Regions from separate parts of the Homo sapiens genome. Here regions 1 and 3 are each linked to region 2. Evidence: chromatin contacts called from ENCODE Hi-C or POLR2A ChIA-PET data. All regions are on one chromosome and are shown on one strand. Each heading gives the region's core, a stretch centred on a gene start or an enhancer-like site at or near the end of the contact. The rest is flanking DNA. Distances are from core to core; before and after follow the strand shown. Region 1 holds the start of RAB8A (RAB8A, member RAS oncogene family). Region 2 overlaps MYO9B (myosin IXB). Region 3 holds the start of PIK3R2 (phosphoinositide-3-kinase regulatory subunit 2).

Region 1 (4,751 bases), core at 754-3,253, 1.0 Mb before region 2:
CTTGGCCTCCCAAAGTGCTGGGATTACAGGTGTGAACCACCTCGCCTGGCCAAAAAACTTTTTTTTTTTTGCAGAGATGGAGGTCTTGCTATGTTGCCCAGGCTGGTCTCCACCTCCTGGCCTCCAATGAACCTCCACCTCAGCCTCCCAAAGTGCTGGGATTACAAGCGTGCACCATGACGCCCAGCTAATTTTATTTGTTGTAGAGATGGGGATCTCCCTATCTTGTCCGGGCTGGTCTTGACCTCCTAAGCTCAAGCAATCCTCCTGCCTCCCAAAGTGCTGACTCCCAAAGTGCTGGGATTACAGGCCTGAGCCACCACACCCAGCTGCAAGCCCGATTTTCCAAATGTATCTCTCCTCTGTTTTTCTCTTTCTTTTTTTTTTTTTTTTTTTTTTTGAGACGTAGTCTCATTCTGTCGCCCAGACTGGAGTGCAGTGGCGCGATCTCGGTTCACTGCAGGCTCCGCCTCCCGGGTTCACACCATTCTCCTGCCTCAGCCTCCCGAGTAGCTGGGACTACAGGCGCCCGCCACTACTCCCGGGTAATTTTTTGTGTTTTTAGTAGAGACGGGGTTTCACCGCGTTAGCCAGGATGGTCTCGATCTCCTGACCTCCTGATCCGCCCGCCTCGGCCTCCCAAAGTGCGGGATTACAGGCCTGAGCCACCGCGCCCAGCCTTTTTTTCTTTTGATAGGGTCTTGCTCTGTCGCCCAGGCCGAATTGCAGTGGGGCGATCACGGCTTACTGCACCCTCAACCTCCTGGCTTCCCAAAGCACTGGGATCACAGACGGGAGCCAACGCCCCGGCCAGTTTTTTCAACGTTGAGAGCCCTGGCCCCTAGATAGGACCCAGCATCCTCACTGCTCTAACCCCTCCCCCCCCACCATCCCCGGGCTGGCCCGGACAACCCCTAAGGTGGCCGAGGGCGGGCCCTGAGGAGGCCGGCGCGCGCTTCCGGGCACAGCTTGTGGCGGTGAAGCCGCTCAGATGGCGGAGGCCTTGGGTATCTCTAAGCAGATCGCTAGGCCGCAGACCTCGGAGCTCGTCTTGGGTCACTTTTATTTATTTTTTTTGAGACGGAGTCTCTCTCTGTCGCCCACGCTGCAGTGCAATGGCGCGATCTCGGCTCACTGCAAGCTCCGCCTCCCAGATTCAAGCAATTCTCTGCCTCAGCCTCCCGAGTGGCTGGGATTACAGGCGCCCGCCACCACGCCCGGCTAATTTTTGTATTTTTAGTAGAAACGGGGTTTCACCATCTTGGCCAGGCTGGTCTTGAACTCCTGACCTCGTGATCCACGCGCCTCGGCTTCCCAAAGTGTGGGAATTAAAGGCGTGAACCACCGCGTCCGGCTTGGGTCACTTTTCGAGTATACAGCTCCTCCTCTCTCCTTCCTCCCTAGGCCCCCACTGCCCCGACTCGCAGGCCGCAGACAAGGCTGAGAGCGCTACCTTGCTTTCCCGCGCTCGCCTCGGTGCCTACTGCGCCTGCGCGAGCTGTGAGGGCGGGACCCAGAGACACCCGCCCCAACTACTGGCGTGCGCCCTCTGCTGTCGCCTAACGGAACTCCGGGCGCGCGTGCGCACGCACCCCAAGCCACGCCCCGCCAGGCTGCCGGCGCGCGAGCGGTTGGCGCCGCTCCCTGCCTTCCCTCTCCTACAGTGGGGCGGGGCCGGGCCGCCCGAGTCGGGGGTGGAAGGCGGGGGCCACATAATGCCACGCCCCCGCCTCGTCCCCATTTGAAGCCCCGCGACTCTTCACTGCTGGTCAATCAGAGCCCGTGCTCTCCCTAGTGCCGGCCAATGGGAGGTGCGCTCGGGCTGCTTCCGGCTCCGCGCTCCGCTCGCCCCCTCCCAAGGTCTCCCCGCGACTGGCGGGACGCAGGGGCGGGCGTCGGCCGCGGTGACGCGCAGCGGGCCTGGAGCCAATAAGGGGCGGGCTCGGTGCTGATGGACGGTGCTGGTGGCCAGTGGAGAGGCGCTGGCCGCACTTCCCGTCGGGGAGAGAGTGTAATATGGCGAAGACCTACGATTACCTGTTCAAGCTGCTGCTGATCGGGGACTCGGGGGTGGGGAAGACCTGTGTCCTGTTCCGCTTCTCCGAGGACGCCTTCAACTCCACTTTTATCTCCACCATAGGTAACGGGACCGGGGAATGGCTGGGGGCGCCGGAGGCCCGGGCTGGGCGCGCCCCTGAGGGGCTGGGGCTGAGGGATCTACAGGGCTGGACGGGCCGAGGGCGCTGAGAGGGTCGAGGGGGCCTAAAGGGAGAAGAGCAGTCGCCTGCACCGCCGTTCGGGGGTTCCTGGGCCGTGGTGGGGGAGACCAGGTGCCCATTTTGCAGATAGGGAGACTGAGGCTCCGACCCTCAGCCCGCTCGTTAGGGCGTGTTATGTCTTGGGCTGGGGTCTTCGCGCCCGTCCTCTCGATCTGTCCTAGCAGCAGCCCTCGAAGCGGTTCTTTTGAGGCTCTTGCCTTACAGAAGTGGAAACTGAGTCATGGGGAATTGGCCATGGGAAAAAGACAGTGGCATCTCACCTTAATGAGCATTTACTATGTGCCAAGTGCTTCACGTGCATTTTCACACTCTTCAGTTCTTGGTGTTAAGTGCTGTTATGAGCCCGTCTGACAAGATGAGGAATCTGAGGCTCAGGGAGGGCATGGAACTTGCCCAAGGCCACACAGTCTGCACGTGGTGAGAATGGGATTTGATGGAATTTGAACCTGGCTGTGTCTCAACCCAAAACTCGAGGCTTAGCTCTCCTAGAGAGATGCCACTGCACACTCCCAGCTGATGACAAGCTCAGCTAATGCACCTTGGAGCCGGGACTCTAACCCACACCATTCCTGCTCTTTTCTCTGGAGCGTTCAGAGGTTGAGCCCCTCTCCCTGACCATGCTTCCCCTCATAAGCGTATTTTCCTCTAGAAGGAATGATAAGAAGAGTCAGGACCTTTTCCCTGCCCACCTTTCATCCTGCTCCAGGAATGACAGCAATGGCAAGTGACAGCACTGCCTGCCCTGGGACCTGTCATCCCCAAGAAGATGCAAGATAAAAGCCTCAGCGAGAAACTAAATCAGCCACTGCCACAGACAGCCTTGACTTCCCTATCAAAGGGCCCAAGACTCCAGCTGTCACTTTAGAACAGCTTTTCCTGTAGGGCCAGCCCACATTGTGGTTGAACAGAATTGGCTTGGTGCATCTCAGTTGTGATGTCCACAGAAGTGGAGCTGACCTCTCTCAGTGCCACAAAAGCAGTCCTGGCCCACAATGAAAAGGTTTGACCCAGGAGTAACACCTATTTGAGTGGCTTGTGAGCTCTGTAGCCCTGCTAGGGATGGGGAAAGTGGGGGAACGGTCACTAAGTCCAGGAGTTTATTCCGACTCAAGAAAACCTAGGGAATGGCCTTTGCTTTACTGTGTCACTTTGACAGAATCGTGTTATCTCCCTGAACCCCAAGATAATGTGCTAATTCCATTCTTGCCCTCCTCCAGGAGCTATGCTTTATTTATTTTATTTTATTTTATTTTTTGAGACGGAGTCTAGCTCTTTTGCCCAGGCTGGAATCCAGCGGCAGGATCTCGGGTCACTACAACCTCTGCCTCCCGGGTTCAAGCAATTCTCCTGCCTCAGCCTCCCTAGTAGCTGGGATTATAGGCACCCGCCACCACGTCCAGCTAATTTTTGTATTTTTAGTAAATACAGGGTTTCACTGTGTTGGTCAGGCTGGTCTCGAACTCCTGACCTTGTGATCTGCCTGCCTTGGCATCCCAAAGTGCTGGGATTACAAGCATGAGCCACCGCACCCAGCGGAGCTGTGCTTTATAAAACAGTTATATGCCAGATGTAAAATAGAGAGAATTGACTGGAAATCATTACGTCTGGTTTCCAGTTGCTGTTTGCCCTTGAATGTGCACTACCCCTCTCTGAGCCCTGCTGTCTTTAGAGCAGGAGTGACACTGTCTGCCCAGCCTAGTGCCCTGGTGGTTGAGGATTAGAATTAGACAATAAGGGGTTGTCACCACAACCAGAGGCTATCTAGAGGAAGCAAATGAATGGCTCCTGCAGTGACAGCATCCAGCCTCTGAAGACAGATGTTTCTGAATTCTTCCCCCTCCCCCACTCCAAGGCTAAACTTTAGGGTAATTCTTGTGCTCCAACCAATCAAGAAGTGGCGTTAATTCAGCCTGGGCAACATGGCAAACCCCATCTCTACAAAAAATAAAATAAAATCAGCCGGGCACAGTGGCTCACCCATGTAGACCCAGCCACTTGGGAGGCCAAGGTGGGAGGATCGATTGAGCCCAGGAGGTCAAGGTGCAGTGAGCTGTGATGGTGTCACTGCACTCCAGCCTGGGCAACAGAGCGAGACCCTGTCTTAAAAAATAATAATAAAAATAAAAGAAAGAAAGAAATGATGTTAACTGTGAGCAGACTGGCTTGCATTCACTCAGATCCCAGTTTCCCAGCCTTCCCCACAAACCCCCCTCTTTTTTTTTTTTTTTTTTTGAGACAGTCTCTCTTTGTCACCCAGTCTGGAGTGCAGTGGCGCGATCTCGGCTCACTGCAACTTCCACCTCCCAGGTTCCAGCGATTCTCCTGTCTCAGCCTCCCAAGTAGCTGGGATTACAAGCACCTGCCACCATGCCCAGCTAATTTTTGTATTTTTTTTTTTTTTTTTTTAGTAGAGATGGGGTTTCACCATGTTGGCCAGGCTGGTCTCGAACTCCTGACCTCGTGACCGCCCAC
Region 2 (4,721 bases), core at 612-3,111:
AGACCCCATCTCTACAAATAAAAATCATTCCTATGTCAGGTAAAGAGAAAGCATTTAGAACTTCCCAGAGTAGAACAATTACAAGTGACACTCTAACAATGCAATAAAACTTCGTGGAACTTTTTTTTAAAGTAAACTTATATTGAGCAACTCTTAGATGAAGAGATACAAACACAGCTGGGCGTGGGGGCTCATGCCTGTAATCCCAGCACTTTGGGAGGCCAAGGCGGGCAGATCACCTGAGGTCAGGAGTTCGAGCTCAGCCTGGCCAACATGGCAAAACCCCGTCTCTACTAAAAATACAAAAATTAGCCGGGCACCTGTAATCCCAGCTACTCAGGAGGCTGAGGCAAGAGAATTGCTCAAATCTGGGAGGCAGAGGTTGCAGTGAGCCGAGATCGCGCCACTGCACTCCAGCCTGGGCAACAGAGTGAGACTCTGTCTCAAAAAAAAAAAAAAAAAAAGGTACAAACAGACCAAAATTGCAGGTTTTCTAAAAATCAGTGACAAACACCCGTATGTTATCAGAATCCATGGGCTATATTTAAAGTGATGGTAGGAGGACACCACATAGCTGAACACCCATTAGATCCACAAATAGGAAAGAACGGAAGTAAATGAATTCATGTCCTATCTCAAGCTGAGAAAAAAGAACAAAGTAACCCCCAAAGAGAATGATTTGGGCATCAAATGGGCAAGATGAGGCCAGCTGCGGTGGCTCACACCTGTAATCCCAGCACTTTGGGAGACCAAGGTGGGCAGATCAGTTGAGCTTAGGAGTTCGAGACCAGCCTGGGCAACATAATGAAACCCCATCTCTACCAAAAATACAAAAACTTAGCCGGGCGTGGTGGCACATGCCTGTGGTCCCAGCTACTTGGAGGGCTGAGGGTGGAGAATCACTTGAGCCTGGAAGGCAGAGGTTGCAGTGAGCCAAGATCATGCCACTGCACACTAGCCTGGGCAACAGAGTAAAACCCCATCCCCCCCCCCCCAAAAAAAGGGTAAGATGAGCCCTAGGGGAAATATGATAAATTCTTCAGATGTTTTCACAGCCTTGAGAACCAAACAGGACCTTCCCCCATCAAAGCCTGGTTTGTTCTGTATTCTTTCTGTGACCTAGTACGTGGTTTCGTGATAACCTAAACCCAAATTTAGTGACATATGTAAGATTTCAGTAACTTGTTTCACACTTAGGTTTTTGTTGTTATTTAAGGCTTCCCCTACCCCACCCCTGTAGGGTTTGCTGTGAGACTTTAGCTCATGGTAGGAGTCTGTCCTTAAAGGGCCACGTCCTAGCCCTGGGAGTCCTTGCTGCGTTTCAGTGTTTGCTGTAATGCCATCTGCGTCTGTGGCTGACAGTTGGTGTCTCTTGTGAACTGGGACATACGGCGTTGGGAGCACTCAGCTCTCTGTACATCCCTGCCGTCCGTCCATCTGACCAGCAACCAGCTATCGAGAGCCTGCCGGGGTGCCCCAAACCCCTTGAGCAACCAGAAAAGAACAGAACCCGGCAGCAGCTAGGCTAGGGGCCCTGGAGAGCCTCCACTTCCTCCTCTGCGAATAGGGGAGCCATGAGGTTGGGGTGACTCTTCCACTTCCTGCCCCCACATCCGCAGGCCAACTGAGCCTGCAGCTGCCTCCTGTGCAGGCTTGGGCTTGGGGGTGTGGGGAGTCCTGTCTTGCACCACATAGCTGCCTCCTCACCTCCATGACACCCACCCCCTTCGCAGGGTCTTCCTTGTGCCTGGCTGGCATCATCCCCGACATGGCCCCCACTAACCTCCTCATTCCCTCGGCCCCGCCTTCACCACAGCTCTGAGCTCTGTTGAAAGCATCAGCTAAACTTCTCATTTCCTCGCCTCCAGCCCTGCCTGCTGGCCTCCGCCCCCTCTGCTCCCAGCTCCCAGGGAGTCTCTTCTCACCCAGCCCTCCTTGGGCACGTGACCCTGTGGACCCATTTTGTCCTGGGTGCTTCCCAGGCCTGCTCCTCCACGTCCCCACCATGGCCTCGGGAGACCAGTCACCCAGGGTGACACTCACCTCCTGCCGACCCATCCTGCTGGAACCATGTCGGGGATCCCCGGAAAACCCCATTTAACAGAGGATCCAGAACAGCGGCCCCTGGCCACTCTTTTCTCACGAAAACCAGACAGTCTGTATTTCACACAGATCCTAGGGGCCACCCAGTCTCTGTCAGAATGGCTTGACTCTGCTATTGTAACTCAAATGCAGCCTTAAGCCAGACCCAGACCGATGTGGCTGTGTGCCAGGAAAACGTCATTTGCTGCTGCTGAAAATTGAATTTCACATCAATTTCAGCCATCAAGAGATCTTTTGACTTTTTTTTTTCTTTTTTTTTTTTTTTGAGACGGAGTCTCGCCCTGTTGCCCAGGCTGGAATGCAGTGGTGCGATCTCAGCTCACTGCAGCCTCCTCCTCCCGGGTTCAAGCGATTTCCTGCCTCAGCCTCCCAAGTAGCTGGGACTACAGGCGCCCACCACCATGCCCGGCTAATTTTTGTGCTTTTAATAGAGACGGGGTTTCACCATATTGGCCAGGCTGGTCTCGAACTCCTGACCTTGTGATCCACCCCCACCCCCACCCCCACCCCCCACCCCCGGCCTTCCAAAGTGCTGGAATTACAGGCATGAGCCACCACACCCACCCGATCTTTTGACATTTTTTCTCCCCTAAGCATTTTTTTTTTTTTTTTCAGATGGAGTCTCACTCTGTCGCCCAGGCTGGAGTGCAGTGGCACAATCTTGGATCACTGCAACCTTTGCCTCCCAGGTTCAAGCGATTCTCCTGCCACAGCCTCCCAAGTAACTGGGACTACAGGTGCACACCACCACGCCCGGCTAATTTCATTTGTAGTTTGGTAGAGATGGGGTTTCACCATGTTGGCCAGGCTGGTCTCAAACTTGTGACCCACCCCCCTCGGCCTTCCAAAGTGCTGGAATTACAGGCATGATCCACCATGCCCGGCCAATTTTTTGACTTTTTTTCTCCCCTAAGCATTTTTTTTTTCCAGTTGGAATCTTGCCCTGTCGCCCAGGCTGGAGTGCAGTGGCGCAATCTTGGCTCACTGCAACCTTCGCCTCCCAGGTTCAAGCGATTCTCCTGCCTCAGCCTCCCGAGTAGCTAGGACTACAGGTGCCCACCACCACACCCGGCTAATTTCTTTTGTATTTTGGTAGAGACGGAGTTTCACCATGTTGGCCAGGCTGGTCATGAACTCCTGACCTCAAGTGATCCGCCCTCCTTGGCCTCCCAAAATGCTGGGATTATATGTGTGAGCCACCATACCCAGCCCCCTAAGCATTTTTAAAATGTGAAAACTGTCCCTAGAACGTAGGCTGTACAGTAATAGGTGGCTGGCCACACTTTGCAGACCCCCGGTAGAGATCACTGGTACCAGGAGGGTGTCCTCCATGTGGCCACACCCATGCCCCTACCTGTTTGTCTGTGACCGCTTTCCTGCCACATTGGCAGAGCTGAGCGGTGACAGCAGATGGAGCCAAAAATATTCACCACCTGCCCCTTCGCAGAACAAGTTTACTGGCCCCTGATTCACACAGAAAATCCCGCTTAATCCTCCATCTGCTAAGGCAGAGATTTTTCCAAAACCTTACCTTACAGGAGAGAAATCTGAAATCCAAGAGCCGTGAACTAATTTGCCCAAATTGCCCAGCAGTAGCCTTGAACCTCCAACCCTCCCCCTGGCCACCAGGATCCACTGAATCTTGCAAAGTGTCTCAGCAGAAGTAGCCTGCAACCTGGCTAGTCATGGTGGCTCAAGCCTGTAATCCCAGCTTTTTGGGAGGCCGAGGCAGGAGAATCACTTGAGCCCAGGAGTTCAAGGCCACCCTGGGCAACATAGCAAGACCCTATCTATACTGAAAAAAAAAAATTTTTTTTTTTAAATTTAGCAAGGCACAGTGGTATGCGCCGGTGGTCCCAGCTACTTGAGAGTCTGAGGCGGGAGGATCGCTTAAGCCCAGGAGTTTGAGGCTGCAGTGAGCTAGGATCACACCACTGTACTCTAGCCTGGGTGACAAAGCAAGACCTTGTCTCACTAAAAGAAATAGCCTGCAGCCCCATGAGGACCTGGGGGTTTATTTCCCTGGCATTTCCGTGAAGCACAGCCCCAGCTCCCAGTGGCTGCCCCATGGCTGTTTGCTTGGCAGACCTGGCAGAGCAGAACCCCCCGGTCCCTCAGGCGTCCTGGGACAGGGCACTGCCCATAGGGCTCCTGTGTCCATGAGGGCCTGGCACAGCCTTGGGATGTGGCCTCCGCCTACCGGCTTGAGCCACCGGCGCTCAGGGTCACAGCTCTCGTCTGGGTCTGACTGCTGTCAGTGTCCCCAGGTGGGCGTCACCTACTCCGTGGCCTCGGGACGAGTGCTGTTTCAGGTAGAAAGTTCTGCTAGGAACTTGGAGAATACAGGAAAGAAATAACAGGAGGTCCAAGCTGGCTGCCAGGCCCTGGCCAGTGTCATGTGGTGGTCTCCACCTTACCCAGCTAGAAGGAGAGAGGACTTTTGCAAACCAAAAAGCAAGGGGACAATCTCCCTCTTTCAGCCCCTTTCTTTAGGCTCTGTGGTGGCTCGATATTTGCAGATGTTCTTTCTCCAGCCGCAGCCTCTCTTGGCCATACCGGTCACTCCTTCATCTCAGTGCCTGCATGGCCTTGACGGGACAGGGGAGATCAGAAGTTCT
Region 3 (4,489 bases), core at 675-3,174, 1.0 Mb after region 2:
ACCTACTGTGTGCCAAGCGCTTTTACGTGGCTTCTCCCTCAGCCAGCCTTGAGAAGGCTGGAGGTGGTGTCATCACCTCCATTTTACAGACAAAGCAGCTGAGACCCCAGCGAGGGGCGGAGACCTGTCCCACGATCACCCAGCAGGAGTCGTGGCAGAACGGAGCATCAGCCAGACCCTGTTGTGGGCGTTGTCATCAAGGGAGCTTGAATGGAGGGTCTGGTGTCAGATACAGCCGACTCCAGCCCCAGCTCATCCCCCATGATGCTGTGTGACCCACTGGGCACTCTGGTGAGGGAGCTTTCCAGACATCAACAGCCCACTCTGCTTCCCTTTCTGAGTCCCCTGTCCAGCACTGCCTAGTGTTGGAGGGTAGACCAAGGCTGTGCATGATTCACCCCCTCCTTCCATCCTGGAGCTGGCAGTGAATAAAAGCCCGTATTTACAAAGATGAGCTCCAACGTCTGGATTTGTGAGGGGCTGAGAAAGGAGGAAGGGAAGAGTGGGGAGGGGAGCGGAGTGAAATAGACCCATGGCTCAAAGTCATTGCAAGTGGGTTTTGAGGACTGCATAGCAGTTCGCTGTTGAGATTCTTCCTGATGCCATCGCTGGTACCAGCCTCCTGCTACCCTCTCCCTGCGAGTACTCCATCATAGCCCTGCCTTTAAAAGCTTCCTCCAGACATCTGGGCCCTGAGCTATGTTTTTTATTTTTATGTTTTTGAGACAAGGTCTCGCTCTGTAACCCAGGTTGGAGTACAGTGGCGCAATCACGGCACATTGCAGCCTCGACCTCCTGGGCGCCCTGGGCTATGTTAATAAAATAAATAAGCGGCGGGGCGCGGTGGCTCACGCCTGTAATCCCAGCACTTTGGAAGGCCAAGGCGGGCGGATCTCCTGAGGTCGGGAGTTCCAAACCACCCTGACCAACATGGAGAAACCCCGTCTCTACTAAAAATACAAAATTAGCCGGGCGTGGTGGCGCATGCCTGTAATCCCAGCTGCTCGGGAGGCTGAGGCAGGAGAATCGCTTGAACTCGGGAGGTGGAGGTTGCGGCGAGCCGAGATAGCGCCATTGCACTCCAGCCTGGGCAACAAGAGCGAAACTCCGTCTCAAAAAATAATAACAAAATAAGCAATCGTCGCGTCCTTTCTATCCTGGTCTTAGCTTGCGCTCTGCCATAAAACTCCCTCTAGCCGAACCCGGCCCAGCCCTAGAGCAATCCGTTACTTCCGGGGCGCTCAGCCGGCATGCAAACACTCTTGGCTACAGCCCCATCTCCGAGTGCGTTCGGCTATTTCCGGAAACCGTCGGCATCTAGGCTCAAGTCCGCTAAATTCTAGTGCCCGTAGGGGTCGAGATCGTTGGCTGTTTCCGGACGCTCTGGGTTGCCATGGAAACTCCTTCAACCCTGGCTTTCTCCGACTTCTGCTTTTTGCGGCAGGCCCTTTCCCCACTCTACTGCCCCCTGTTTGCTGAGCTTGAGAACGCCTCATTTGTCCCCTGGAACCATCTATGCTTCAGTAATTCCCATAAGCTGGCGGTCGCCTCTGGGTCTAAACTCCCAAGGCCTCCATTGGGCACTGAGCACATTCGGTTATTTCCAGAAACGCTCCGCGGTCTTGGGGATCAGCCTCAGTTGTGCCAGTGCGGCCGTAGAGAGTGTTCGGCCATTTCCGAAAGCGCTCGGGCGTCTCTAAGCCCAGCCGAGCCCAGTCTCGGATCCCTCGCCGACCCGATTGCACTCGGCTACCTCTGGAAACGCTCGGCTGTCTCGGGGGCACCCTCTAGTCCACCAGTCCCGCGGGATTACGTTCGGCTACTTCCGGAAACACTCGGGTGCCCCCTTACCTCAGGCTCCGCCTCGGCCTCGGTTCATCCGCCCGGCTCGAATGCGCTCGGGCATTTCCGCCGGGGGCGGGCCAGGCCGCTCGGAACCGTGGCGGCGGCGGAGGCGGGGATCCCGCGGCTGCGGCGACGGTGGCCGCGGTGGAGCCACGGGGCGGGCTTGGCTTGGTGTGACGGCGGCTGCGGCGGCGGTGGCGGCCGCGACCAGGTGAGTCCTGACTGGCCCTCGTGGCGGGGGCGGCTGGGAGTGTGCTTAAATGCGGGGCGCCCGGGGGCAGTGCCGGGCCCCGGTGGAAGCCAGAACGCAAGCGCCAGGCTGCGTCGGGCCCCGCGGGAACTGGGGGGGCCGCAGGCAAGGGGGGGCCTCGGGCTCGGCTCCGCAGCGGTGCAGCCTCCTTGGGACGGTCGGGGCAGAATGGGGAGAGACTCCCCGCGTCCAAGATACCGGACTGGAGCCGAGGCCCCAAATGAAGGGAGGCCCTGCCTGGAATGGGGCTTCGAATAGTACCGAGGGGCGCCCAGGCATTGTGCGGGGCAGAATGGGGTGCGGGAGGGCCGGGGGTCGAACCCACTTCCGGTCCCCTAGCCGGGTGGCCGGGTCCACGCAGACCCAAGTGCGCGTCTGTGTGAGCGCTCAGGCCCTGCCTTCACCCGCGGAGCCCCCAGCCCTGCCTGCCCCGCCCCTCCCGCCTCCCGGATTCGGGGAGCGCTGCTCCCGGGGCGCGCACACCGGGGCGTGGGGGCGGGCTGGCAGGCAGATCCAGGCGGTTTTCTGGGCATCCCCTCTCGGGGCCTCAGTTTCCCCACCTGTAGAATGAGGGTAACAGAGGCCTAGGAATGGGTAAATTGGGCACCCGAGAATGTGGCGCCCCTCCGCCCTGCTCGGACACCTCTTGGGGTTCCCCGTGACTGAAGGATGCTCAGAGCCTCCACCTGACACTCGGGCCTCTTGGTGGATAGCACCTATCCTTATAGCCACCCTGAATCCTTGACAAGCAACTTAACCCACTGCCAAGGCTTTGCATGTGCCGTTCCGTCTGCCTGTCGCGCCTTCCTATCCGCTGTGATGATCCATTCTCTAGAACAGCACGTCCATCCCCCGACCCTAGCCCTGTCCATCACAGGGCGTCTGAACCCGCAGGGCTAGGCTGGGAATGTGTGCCTATCTCCGCCTCCCCAGGCTGGGACTCCTGGGGAATAATCAATGCCCTGCTGCCGGCAGCCTCCCCTCCTCCTCAGCTGCAGTACCCCCACCTTCTCCTGGCTCCCTGTCCCTGCCTGGGGCTAAGGTTCCTTCTAAGCACCTCCCCATCTGCATTTTGTGCCTACTCTGGGCCCCAGGCTGGAGCTACCTGCCAGCCCACTCACTCCTCCTCTGCAGAGACTGGAGGTCCATTTGCTTGGACTCACCTCGAGGCCTTTGCTTGTGTAGAGGCCTCTTCCTGGACTTTGTTCCCTACCTCTTAGTTCAGCTGGCCTGACCCCTCTATGGAGCTCCCAAAGCACCCGGAGTGGCCTCCATTGCGTCCTCCCTGCCCTAGGTATCTGGCCACCTGGCTGCTGCCCCCTCATGTCCAACTGGGCCAAGTCGGCAGATCTAGGTGTAAGTCCTGGCTTCCTCCTGGCCTACTGCACGGCCCTAGATACCTCCCTGCTCTGAGCCTCAGTTTCCCCATCTGTAACAGGGGTGATGAAAAGCCTGTTTACTGGCCGGGCGCGGTGGCTCACACCTGTAATCCCAACACTTTGGAAGGCAGAGGCAGGAGGACTGCTTCAGCCCAGGAGTTTGCGACCAACCTGGGCAACATAGCAAGACCCCACCTCTATTGGAAAAAAAAAAAAAAAGGCTGGGCAAGGTGGCTCATGCCTGTAATCCCAGCACTTTGGGAGGCCAAGGCGAGCAGATCACTTGAGGTCAGGAGTTCAAGACCAGCCTGGCCAACATGGTGAAACCTCGTCTCTACTAAAAATACAAAAATTAGCTGGGTGTGGTGGCCTGCTACTCGGGAGGCTGAGGCAGGAGAATTGCTTGAACCTGGGAGACAGGTTGCAGTGAGCTGAGATCACACCACTGCACTCCAGCCTGGGTGACAGAGCAAGACTCTATCTCAAAAAAAAAAAAAAAAAAAACTGATTTACTGAGCATGTAGTATACCTGGGGCAGGTTCTTGGGAACTCTACTCCCAGCAGCTCCAAGGGAAGGCTGTCAGTATACCCATTTTACAGATAGAGAAGCTGAGGCCCTGAGAGGGACCGGCCCCAAGGTCACCCAGTGATTCAGGGAATTCCAAATCAGGATTTGGGCCCATCTCCGTGTTGGGGGTGAGAGGAGTTGGCCTGGCTAACGCTGCCCTATCCCTGTCTCCCTAGGTCGGCGTCCTCAGCTGGCCGAGCATGGTGGCAGCCTGCACCCTTGGCTCCCTTGTCTGGTGCAGCCAGCAGAGCCGCCAGCCTTGGGCGCCCATGGCCCTCCGTGTGAGGGCGTGAGCGGCCTGCCCCAGCCTCACCTGCTGATGGAGGACTCAATGGCCCAGTGACCTGACACCACACCACCAACTCCCTCCCACCAGCTGACGAATGGTGGACCCAGTGACGAGTGGCCCTTGTAAGGGTCATGGAATAATTTGAAGCGAGGCATGAG

The links. A loop is a pair of places that touch in the nucleus more often than their neighbours do. ChIA-PET counts read pairs that join two places held with the same protein, here RNA polymerase II (POLR2A). Pooled maps may share reads with other maps.
Region 1: a loop to region 2 is called in a pooled map, with 4 times the contacts of the local background. The contact joins the promoter of RAB8A here to the enhancer-like site in region 2. A Hi-C loop is called at or near these places in 2 of 37 single-sample maps with no recorded cell type and 3 of 50 pooled maps.
Region 3: POLR2A ChIA-PET joins it to region 2 with 13 read pairs in activated naive CD4-positive, alpha-beta T cell. The contact joins the promoter of PIK3R2 here to the enhancer-like site in region 2. POLR2A ChIA-PET finds 5 or more read pairs at or near these places in 2 of 52 experiments (A673 and activated naive CD4-positive, alpha-beta T cell).

Annotation. Positions count from the first base shown.
Region 1 is chr19:16,109,886-16,114,636 of GRCh38, forward strand. It overlaps RAB8A (RAB8A, member RAS oncogene family), which reads left to right and starts at 2,004. Exons shown (of 8, transcript NM_005370.5): 1 at 2,004-2,140. The coding sequence starts at 2,017. RefSeq lists a silencer at 1,387-2,046.
Region 2 is chr19:17,124,315-17,129,035 of GRCh38, forward strand. The region is part of intron 2 of MYO9B (myosin IXB); the gene reads left to right. Among named protein-coding and RNA genes, the nearest start is that of SNORA118, 34 kb to the left of the region's middle. RefSeq lists enhancers at 1,301-1,690, 1,801-2,240. Within about 2 kb of position 1,862, at least 29 of the 41 ENCODE cell types and tissues checked have a DNase peak (open chromatin) inside an H3K27ac peak, as active enhancers do.
Region 3 is chr19:18,151,239-18,155,727 of GRCh38, forward strand. It overlaps PIK3R2 (phosphoinositide-3-kinase regulatory subunit 2), which reads left to right and starts at 1,925. Exons shown (of 16, transcript NM_005027.4): 1 at 1,925-2,056; 2 at 4,219-4,489. It overlaps MAST3 (microtubule associated serine/threonine kinase 3), which reads left to right. Exons shown (of 28, transcript NM_001393504.1): 28 at 1-449. RefSeq lists enhancers at 676-755, 1,298-2,190, 1,496-1,775 and silencers at 1,886-2,265, 2,576-2,795.